Linked DNA regions of Homo sapiens: region 2 is linked to region 1. A link is an interaction called in ENCODE POLR2A ChIA-PET data of the cell type or tissue named here. Cell type or tissue: OCI-LY7. All regions are shown on one strand. Each heading gives the region's core, and the rest is flanking DNA. Links, peaks and the distances in the headings are about the cores only. Region 1 overlaps SNAPC1 (small nuclear RNA activating complex polypeptide 1). Region 2 overlaps HIF1A (hypoxia inducible factor 1 subunit alpha).

Region 1 (4,000 bases), core at 1-4,000:
ATACAGGTAAGTTATTCTTTAATAAGGTAATTTGGAAATTGACTGCTTTTTAAATTATATTTCAATTTTTCATCAAAGTAGTAATACATGTACTTAGTTTTAAAAGTCAAATAATGCTAGAGAGATTATATAGCACAACAGTCCCCTTCTCTGCCACTTCCCACCCTTGTATTCCTAACCTTCAGAGACAGCATCTTTCACTTCTTCTCTTTTAGCAGTTTCTTCTAATATTTACCTGGAATTTTGATGCCATTTCCTTTATTGTCTTCCAGCTTCTAGTATTCCTGATTTTGGAAGGTTTTAGGTTTTGCTTTGTCCCTGGAGTTCTGAAATTTCATTTAATACATATAATGTAACTTGGTGTACATCTTTTTTGTTTATTGCCCTTGGCACTCATGGTGACCTCCTTTCAATCTGATATCCTTCAGTTCTGAAGAAGTTTCTGTATTGTTTCTTTGATACAAATATTCTTTCCTGCATCTTTTCTCTTCTTCAGCTTTTCTTATTTTTCTCTTCTATTTCCAGTCTCTGTCTCATTTTCTGTTTTCAGGGAGATTTCTTAGGCTTTTATCTTCTGAACCATTATATTGATTTAAAAAAATTTCCCCTGATATTTTTTCATTACCAGTAATTTTTTTTGTTCTCTGAATGTTTGTTTTATTTTTTTAAATGTATTTTTCTTTTTCACAGGATGCAATAACTTTTTCTCTTTAAGGATATTAACTACAGTTTTTTTTTGATGGTTCCTCCCATTTCCTTTGAGTTCTTTTTTTTCTATTTGTTTGAACTCTTTCACTTTGTTGGTTTTTTTTTTTTTTTTTGAGACAGAGTTTTGCTCTTGTTGCCCAGGCTGGAGTGCAATGGTGCAATTTTGGCTCACTGCAACCTCCGCTTCCCAGGTTCAAGTGATTCTCCTGCCTCAGCCTCTCGAGTAGCTGGGATTACAGGCATGCATCACCACGCATGGCTAATTTTGTATTTTTAGTAGAGTTGGGGGTTTCTCCATGTTCACCAGGCTGGTCTTGAACTCCCGATCTCAGGTGATCCACCTGCCTTGGCCTCCCAAAGTGCTGGGATTACAGGTGTGAGCCAGTGCACCTGGCCCATTTTGTTGGCTTTTTAAAAATGATTGAAGATCCTCAGATGTCTTTTCATATTTAAGGGTAGTCAAGAGGAGATCAGGAGCTTATCTAACCTCTAGATTTCTTTGTCTTGGAGCTAGTTATTTAGAGAGCAATCTTTCACTCCCTTGTCTAGGGGAGGAGGGTGGGAAATAAGCCCAGCTGCCAATGTTTTGGGAGCCTACAGAGAGAATCAGCCACGAGGCTCACCATTCCTTATGCAGGTTTCACTCAGCCCCTCTATTTTCAATAAGAGGCCTCATCTCCTTCCTCACCTACACCAGTTTCCTTTGAGCCCACATCCTTTCTCGTTTAGCCTCTTCAGAGAGCAGGCCTTCTGTTTTGTACAGGAGATCAGTTGCCTAGCTCTGAGGTTGAGGAATGAGACACTATTCTCTATAGATTTTCAATGCACCTGCCTGTTTTTTCAGTCCCACCTCAGCCTTCCAAAGTGCTAGGATTACAGATGTGAGCCACTGTGCCCAGCCCTTTGCCCGTTTTTTAACGGGGTGGTTTTTTGTTTGTTGAATTAATTTTCTTATAGATTATGAATATTAGACCTTTATCGAATGCAAAGTTTGTGACTATTTTCTCTCATTCTGTAGGGTTGTCTGTTTACTCTGTTGTTTCTTTTGTTGTACAGAAGCTCTGTAGTTTAATTAGGTCTCACTTTTCAATTTTTGTTGTCAACTTTGTCAACCATCAGGTGGTCGTAGGTGTGTGGCTTTATTTCTGAGTTCTCTGTCCTGTTCCATTGGTCTATGTGTCTGTTTTTGTACCAGTACCATTCTGTTTTGGTTACTGTAGTGTGTCTGTGGTTTCTGCATCCATGGATTGAACCAATTGTGGATTGAAAATATTTGAAAAAAAAAATGCATCTGTACCAAATATGTGTGGACTTTTTTCCTTGCCATTATTCCTTGAATAATATGACAATCATTTACATAGTATTAGGTATTATAAGTAATCTAGAGATGATTGAAAGTATATGGGAGGAAGTGCATAGGTTATATGCAAATACTACACAATTTTATATCAGGAATTTGAGCTTCTCTGGATTTTGGTATACGAAGGAAGTCCTGGAACTAATCCTCCATGGATACTGAGAGACAGCTATACGTGGTTGCTTTTTAAGAATTGTTGGCCGGGTGCGGTGGCTCATGCCTGTAATCCCAGCACTTTGGGAGGCCGAGGTGGGCGGATCATGAGGTCAGGAGATCGAAACCATCCTGGCTAACACGGTGAAACGCTATCTCTACTAAAAATACAAAAAATTAGCCGGGCGTGGTGGTGGGCGCCAGTAGTCCCAGCTACTCGGGAGGCTAAGGCAGGAGAATGGCGTGAACCCCGGGAGGTAGAGGTTGCAGCGAGCTGAGGTCGTGCCACTGCACTCCAGCCTGGGTGACAAAGCAAGACTCCATCTCCAAAAAAAAAAAAAAAAAAAGGACAGAAAAAAGAATTGTTAATACCTGTATTGCATATACAGCATTAACTGAAAATTCTTTGCTTAAGCAAGTAAGGGAATTCACCTACTGATGTAACAAAACAAATCCTTAGCCAGGATTGGCTAAAGATATCTGTGTCGCAGACAAAGCTATCATTAAGACTGGCCCTCCATTTTCACTGCCGTCAAGTGCTGTTTTCCTGACAGCTCCAGCCTTGCATGTTCCCAGCTTTAGCTTCCAAGGCAAGAAAGAATTTTTCCTTCTTAATAGTTAGACAATTCCAAAATAGCATTTCATTAGCCATGATACATACCACATACCCCGCCTGCTTGCCTCCCCACTCCCAACAAATTACCCTGGCCATGGGGATGTTAAACTCATTGTGGCCAGATCTGGGCCACATGGCCAAACCTGGAGCCAAGCGTGAAGTACTTCTACTTGGAATGCGTGGTAGTGCCTAAGGGAAATAAATTTATTAGAAGATGCCTCTACACCTTTGTTGCCTAACCATGCCAGATAATAGAACAACTTCATTTTAAGCCCATGTGAGTAGATGATGATGACAGCTGCAGGAAACTTCATGTTATAAAAATAAGAGACTATTTACATGACACAGGTAGTTATAGTAAGCCAGCCAGGGGTAATAGTAAAGTACTTTATGACAGATATTTCTGTAAATCTTTCCTCATCTTTGATTGTACATTTTGTCTTCCTCTCAATTTTATCATTTGGATTCATTTTATAATTTATTGGTTAATTGGATTGTAACTCTTAAGGCATCCAAATCAAGAAGGCATCGTCAAGTCAAACTCGACTCTTCTGACTCTGATTCTGCATCTGGTCAAGGGCAAGTCAAAGCAACTAGGAAAAAAGAGAAGAAAGAAAGATTGAAACCAGCAGGAAGGAAGATGTCTCTCAGAAACAAAGGTAACTTTTTAAAGTCTTACTAAGATTCAACAAAGGAGAATGGGTTTTATTTACAACTTTGCCTCATGTTTATTTCCTTGTTAAGAAGGATTAGATACTTGTTTGAGAACATTTTTGTGAGATTTAATATTAAAAATAAATTCTGTTAGATTCTTGGAATCTTATTGCTTGAAAGGGATCCTAGGAATCATATCAAATGTATCGTTTTATAGATGATGAAATTTTGGCCTGGCCGGGTGCTATGGCTCATGCCTGTAATCCCAGCACTTTGAGAGGCCTAGGTGGGCGGATCACTTGAGGTCAGGAGTTCAAGTCCAGCCTGGCCAACATGGTGAAACCCTGTTTCTACTAAAAATATAAAAGTCGGGCATGGTAGCGCATGCCTGTAATCCCAGCTACTTGGGAGGCTGAGGCACGAGAATTGCTTGAACCTGGAAGGCAGAGGTTGCAGTGAGCTGAGATCATGTCACTTCACTCCAGCATAGGTGACAGAGCAAGACTCTCAAA
Region 2 (7,392 bases), core at 1,777-5,776, 76 kb before region 1:
TTTCTTTCTTAGCCATCTAATGTGGCAAAGTGGTAGCCATCTAATATGTTGAAGTGATTGTTTTTAAGGGCTTGTTTGTGGATAATTAACCAGCTGAAAGCTAACTACAGTTTGCCAGTGGAAGCTTTAACTGAAAGGAGAGTAAGTACCTCTAAAAGGAGAATTCAATTTTTCTAGTGACTTAGATTTGTTATGCCAGTACTTTTTCACAGAAACACTTTTTGGGTAAAATAGTGTACACCTGTTCTATTGTTGATAAAGCCCAATTTAATTAGGAAATTTGTTCTCTAAGATTTAAAACAATAATTGAAATAATGTATTTTTATTAAAAACTGTTCCCAAGATGTTAGCTTTTAGCTGTTCTGGTGATCTCAACTGTTATTTATGAGTGTTTCTTTATTTTAAAATTTCACCTTAACCGGTTACAGTTTTAACCATAAAGATTATTTCAACATATGATTTTGAAAATTTATTATCTTGTAAATGGGAAAATGTAGTGATGGAACATAGTTTACTGTATGTAGTTCTTCACTTGTTTGAAAAGTCACAATATATTTAGGCAAATTAATTTAAAAGTGTCTAGTATTTAATATTGCAATTTTCACTCATTAAGGACAGGTCCCCCGTGTTTCCCCCTTTTTTTTTTCCAAGTAGTTTGGGAGGATTTGTTTTTCCAGCTGAAAAATACTATGGTTAAAAATAAGGTTTAAAGGCGAAAGTTGAAGTCTTTGAGGGTTGGGATACGTTTCTGTTCTTAAGAGTCTTGTAAATTCAGATGCTAAGCAAATTTCTTTAAAATGATTTCTACCCTCCCCCTTTCCATTATAAAACTGGATATGTTTCAGTGGACCAAATCCCAAGTAGGCTGAATTTGAAATTTGTGGGCTGGGCGCGGTGGCTCATGCTTGTAATCCCAGTACTTTGGGATGCCGAGGTGGGTGGATCACCTGAGGTCAGGAGTTCGAGACCAGCCTGGCCAACATGGTGAAACCCCATCTCTACTAAAAATACCAAAATTAGCCAGGCGTGGTGGCGGGTGCCTGTAATCCCAGCTACTTAGGAGGCTGAGGCAGGAGAATTGCTTGAACCTGGGAGGCGGAGGTTGCGGTGAGCCAAGATCGCCCCATTGCACTCCAGCCTGGGTGACAGAGCAAGACTGTGTTTCAAAAAAATTAAAAAAGAAATCTGTGGTGTGAATACTGGTACGTGGTGTACACAGTGAGCTCTTAATAAGTATTTGAATTAACAAATGAGACAATGATTGAATAATTGGATGAACAAAGAGAATGCAGGTTTTTAAAAGGTTTCTTTAGAAATATTGTCGGCCCGGCACGGTGGCTCCTGCCTGTAATCCCACCATTTTGGGAGGCCGGGGCAGGTGAATCACCTGAGGTCAGGAGTTCAAGACAAGCCTGACCAACTTGGAGAAACCCCGTCTCTACTAAAAATACAAAAAAAAAAAAAAAAAAATAGCAGGATGTGGTGGCACATGCCTGTAATCCCAGCTACTCGGAGGCTGAGGCAGGAGAATCGCTTGAACCTGGGAAGCAGAGGTTGCAGTGAGCCAAGATCGCGCCACTGCACTCCAGCCTGATGACAGTGTGAGATGCTGTCTCCAAAAAAAAAAAAAAAAAATTAAAAAGAATGTTTTAATTCTTTAGTTCCCTGTCTGAGATTCACTGATTGGTAAGAAGAAAGTTAAAGAATCTCCTTTGACTTTTTTTGATATAGATATTTAAATTCTATTACTTTATAGTAAGGTTGGGGTTTATTTTCTTTGCTTTATAATAGAAGAGCATTGATTATTCTCTTTGCTTTATAATAGAATACCATTTAAATAGGAGTTCCCTGAGTGTGTTTACAATCATTTGATCTGGCTAAACTATTTTAATGTTAATGAAATTTTAAAATTTTGGAGGAAAAAATTTAAAAACTACACAGGTGCACAAAGAAATAAAAATCACCTGCTTTTTCACTATGTAGAGACCATTGTCTACTATTTCTCAATTCTGTGTTACATCTGTATGTTAATAACTGTAGGATTAGGGACTGAGTACTGTTTTTAACCTGCTTTTAAAAAATTTACATCTACATTTTTTCCCATCTAAATAGTGAGGAAGAGTATCAGAATTTTGTAGGCTTGTGGTGATGGTTAAATTAGATAATATTAATGTTGGGTACTTAACATAATATATGGCTCTTAATACTCTCCAGATTTCAGATATAGTCTGTTTTACCATTACTGCCTTTTTATCAAACCTATTCTCAAAAAAGTGAGAAAAGTGCTGAGATTACAGGCGTGAGCCACCATGCCCGGCCTCATGGTTCTTTCTTAATAATAAATTAGAAGAAGTAGAATTACAGGGTCAAAAAGTATCCATTTTAAAGCTTTCAATGTAATTGCCTGTTTATCTTCTAGAAAGTTTGACCTAGTTGTATTTTAGAGTGTCATTTTCTTGAACTTTATCATCATTAAAGTTTTAAATTTGGAACACTGGCAATTTGATAAGTATATTAGGATTCTTCTTATTGCAAGTAGCAAAATACAACTCAATCTAGTTTAAGAGGGGAAAATGTAGTCATTGGCTAACACAATCTAATTTTGGTTTAAGAGACAAATCTAGAGTCTCAAATGATCTCAGAGTGTAATAATCCCTGACTTTTGTCTTGATATTACTTGGCTTGTATACCTTTGCTCTATTTGCATGCTGGCCTTACTCTGCCACTGACAGGCTGTCTGTATGGTGTGGAAGAGGACGGCTAGCATCCCCATACCTGCATCCATACAGTTTGTAATATAAAAAAAAAAAAAGTAAAAAAAACTCCCTCTCTCTTCTAGTGTCTATATATCAGTTTCCTAGAAGAAAACGTTTTGCCCTACTTGGCCATGTGAATGGAGTTCCCTGATTACATGAGTCAAATATGTCTTATTGTAGCATATTTGATGGTCTTCTTGTAGAATATTATCTTACTATACACAGAACTCTTGACCAGTAATTAATGGGCCATGAGTTTTTGTTGCAAGTCATTTGAATTCATATTCTATAGTTTTCTACCAAGTGTAGTCATTCTGCAAGCTGTTCTTGTCATGACTTTTGGGAAGTTGAGTATTTCTTCTATGGGTTAGGGTTTTCATCTCAAGAAAAAGATGATCCTTTTCTCTACTAAATATGTGTTAAGATCACACATTTTTCTAGATCGTTTAGCTCTACTGTGTGATCTTACACAAATTGCTTTATTGGGATGATAAGAATAATTGCCTTATAGGATTGTTATGAGAATGAAATGATACATCAACTCATATGAAACACTCAGAACAGCTCTTGGCACAAAGTAAGGGCTTAATTAAGTAGAAACTATCCATATATTCATAATATTATAGTATTGGTTAAGTTGTTTTCAACATTGTTTAGAATCGCTCAAGCCTTCTTTGTGATAATCTGACGAAGGCTATTCACCACCAGTGAGTAAATAATAGTGGCAGAATAGTTACTGATGCTTTTCCTTTACTTGGTTTTTTTTCCATAAACATCTGGCCTTTGCAGACTAAATACTGGTTTATGTATAGACATGTTATTCTAAAATAATTTTCCATAGTGGTAATACTAAAGGAAGAAAAATGTTCTCAAAGCTATTTATTTGGGATGTTAAAGGAGGGGGAAATTAAGAAAGCCTACATTTCCATGTCCTTTGTGTCCAGAATCTCATTAAATGTCTTTTAACTTGTTAGCAGAGGAAAGTTGGATATTGCCTGCCTTTGTAGCTAACATAGTTAAAATATTTAAATGGTTATAGTGTCAAACCAGTAGTCAAAGCCTTCACTGTGAATGGATGAAGGGATATTTTCTTGAATAATTTAAGTTGACTTATTTCAGTGGTTCAAAAAATTTCTTCAACGCTTAACCATGACTCAGGCACCTAACTATTATACTATGTCCTGTAACAGATTGTTGTGCATTCATTTATTCAACAGGTATTTGTGCAGCTAATTTATTGAGTACAGCATTGAATCGTTGATGGCTTAGGCCACAGTTGAACATTCCATTTTTTATGTTCATTCATTCATTCATAGCATATTCCATTTTTAAATTTTCAGTTCATTGCACTTTAAAGTTTGAGGTTCTTGCGAAGTACAGACTTTTGGGTTTAAGTTTTGTTATTTAATGTCAACCACCACAGGCGCATTGGCCAGTCTGCTTTTAGAATTTTCAGACATACATACACAAAACATTCTCACAAGACAATCTACTTATTTTCTTTTTTATTCCTGTGTTTCTTAACACAGGATTAATGTTCAGATCTCTTTTGGAGCAAAATAATCCTCTGAATTTTTGAGATGTACCCAGTGACCTCAGTCTGAGTATGTATACTGCATTAAAAAATGTAACCTTGTTCCTTTTAGTGGTCATTTGGTAACAGTTTGATCATAAACAAATGCAGCCTCAAACACAGAAGGCTTGAGGCAAGTATACAGAACTATGGAGAGATCATTTAGATGATGTAGAATATGCCTTTTCTTTTTTTACAATGCCACCAAAATGAAAACACGGTTTTAAAAATTCTCATAGAGTGTAACTTCAACACTGCTTTAACTCTATTAAACAAAGCACTGCCATGTTGTAATTCCTATTTATTACTCTCTGGAGTTGTATAAATTACCAAATCCGCCTTTTGTTTGATATCCTTTTCAAATATCTGAGGGTAGCTATCATGTTTCTTCCTTCTATTCTTAAAAAATAGTCCCAAATTTCTTGAATCTTTTAATTTAAAAATTATATATTGAGCATCTGATTTGTGGAAAGGCATAGGCCATATTAAAAATGGGGCTTCATATTAAAATGGGGAAAAGGGTGGAGATTCTCAGGTGGAATCTGAGATCTGCCACACACTAATAGTGTTACCTAACCCTTTTTAAAGACAAAGAAACAGGATCAGAAGGTCACTTTGGAAAATTTATTTGGTAATATTGGATAGGATGGATTAGTATAGTTGGAAAACAGAGACTCTTGCTTTAGGAGAGCTGCTCCTTTGTCATTTCCAGAATCTTAATCATGGTCAAGGTTTAGAGCTAAATATTTAATAGAAGAAGTCTTTAGGGTATGCTTTCTATTGTACACCCTTATTTCAATACATGTGTTTTTTCCTGTTATGTAAGTACTTTATTATTATTTATGCATCTTCTATTAAAGTTAAGCAAATAATTATTTCAAGGACACATTCTTCTACATACACACAAAGTTTAGGGTCACTGACCTTCTTAGGTTCTAGTCTTAGATCTGTTACCATCTAAGAGCATATAAATAAGGGAAACAGAAAGAAAAGGATTTACAAGCTGAGAAGGAAGCAATGCAGAGAAAGAAGAGTGATAGAGTAGGTAATTTGGGGAAAGTCAGTGATACACAGCTCTTAACCATGAACAGTGATTCTTCACTCTTGAATGTTTGTGACATTCATGAAGGTATTAAAAGCTGACTTTTAAAAAATTGTTTCAGAGAACTGGAAAAAAATTCAGTTGCCACATTCTTCCTTAGGTCATCTTTGAACTCTACTCATGCACTTACGTGTTTAAGGCAAAGTTTTACTAAACGCACACTTGTTCTTGCTGGCTTATTGACTTTTACTGCTAGCTTCTTATTCTTAGCAATTATACCTCACATTACATAGTATTGTGAAACTCACTATATTCAGTGTTTTGCCTGACAAACATGGTATGTTATAGGATGTGTATTCAGTTATAGCTAAAAATAAATTATTCTCGTTTTTCAAAATTTGCTGGCCTACCTGTTAAGCTTTTGCTTTAAGACCTGCTAATGTTTCTCAAACTTCTGTGGTTAAATCACCTGAGTGTCTAGTTGCTCTATGGATTCCCAGGGACCCATTCGCCAGAGATTCTGATTTGGTAATTTTGGGATGGAACTCAGGGATCTGTAAATTTTACAAGCACTCAGAAATGAAACATAGACTTTAAACAGCTAAGAGTGCTCATCAGGATTATGTTGATATTATTTTTTAAACAGATGTGCCAAGCCTTTAATTTGAATTTCCAGGGTTGGGATTTGGCCTTCTATATTTGGGGGAAAAAAGTTCTATTGATGATTGTGGATATATACCACAGGTCAACCATTGAATAGTCTAGTCAGTGTAGTTAGTGTATTTTATAATTACTAAGTTCTAAGTATGTGGTGTATTAATGTCTTAGGAGGTGGATATATTTCCTGTATTTGTAAAGCATTTGGGTAGGTTTTTTAAAGAGAAAAGTATGTAACAAACTAGTTTTGAGCGTTGCTCTTTTACTTCTTTGGGCATTTTTGAAGAACACGTTAAGTATCTTCTTAGAGCAGAGGGGCTCAGAGTGGTCCCCAGATTATCATCATTGGTAACACCTAGTTGGTGCATTACTAACTTGTTAGAAATGCACATTCTCAGGCGCCATTCAGACTTCATAAATCAGAAACTCTGGAAGTAAGGCTCAGCATTCTGTGTTTTTTTTTTCTTTATTATACTTTAAGTTTTAGGGTACATGTGCACAACGTGCAGGTTAGTTACATATGTATACATGTGCCATGTTGGTGTGCTGCACCCAGTAACTCGTCATTTAACATTAGGTATATCTCCTAATGCTATCCCTCCCCGCTCCCCCCACCCCACAACAGGCCCCGGCGTGTGATGTTCCCCTTCCTGTGTCCATGTGTTCTCATTGTTCAGTTCCTACCTATGAGTGAGAACACGCGGTGTTTGGTTTTTTGTCCTTGCGATAGTTTGCTGAGAATGATGGTTTCCGGCTTCATCCATGTCCCTACAAAGGACATGAACTCATCCTTTTTTATGGCTGAATAGTATTCCATGGTGTATATGTGCCACATTTTCTTAATCCAGTCTATCATTATTGGACATTTGGGTTGGTTCCAAGTCTTTGCTATTGTGAATAGTGCCACAATAAACATACGTGTGCATGTGTCTTTATAGCAGCATGATTTATAATCCTTTGGGTATATACCCAGTAATGGGATGGCTGGGTCAAATGGTATTTCTAGTTCTAGATCCCTGAGGAATCGCCACACTGACTTCCACAATGGTTGAACTAGTTTACAGTCCCACTAACAGTGTAAAAGTGTTCCTGTTTCTCCACATCCTCTCCAGCACCTGTTGTTTCCTGACTTTTTAATGATCGCCATTCTAACTGGTGTGAGATGGTATCTCATTGTGGTTTTGATTTGCATTTCTCTGATGGCCAGTGATGATGAGCATTTTTTCATGTGTCTTTTGGCAGCATAAATGTCGTCTTTTGAGAAGTGTCTGTTCATATCGTTTGCCCACTTTTTGATGGGGTTGTTTTTTTCTTGTAAATTTGTTTGAGTTCATTGTAGATTCTGGATACTAGCCCTTTGTCAG

The links. ChIA-PET counts read pairs that join two places held together with the same protein. Peaks named below come from ENCODE experiments on the same cell type or tissue, not always from the same donor. Only the 100,000 strongest peaks of a DNase experiment are listed, where the experiment ranks them.
Region 2: POLR2A ChIA-PET joins it to region 1 with 6 read pairs; 3 of 35 experiments call an interaction of 5 or more read pairs at or near these places.

What each region holds. Positions count from the first base shown.
Region 1 is chr14:61,778,905-61,782,904 of GRCh38, forward strand. SNAPC1 (small nuclear RNA activating complex polypeptide 1) reads left to right here. Exons shown (of 10, transcript NM_003082.4): 7 at 1-6; 8 at 3,343-3,493. Among named protein-coding and RNA genes, the nearest start is that of SNAPC1, 18 kb to the left of the region's middle. In OCI-LY7, for the core only: no CTCF peak of the experiment used is centred there; no DNase peak of the experiment used is centred there.
Region 2 is chr14:61,700,823-61,708,214 of GRCh38, forward strand. All of the region lies in intron 1 of HIF1A (hypoxia inducible factor 1 subunit alpha), which reads left to right. Among named protein-coding and RNA genes, the nearest start is that of HIF1A-AS1, 8.7 kb to the left of the region's middle. In OCI-LY7, for the core only: no CTCF peak of the experiment used is centred there; no DNase peak of the experiment used is centred there; H3K27ac peaks cover 417 bases.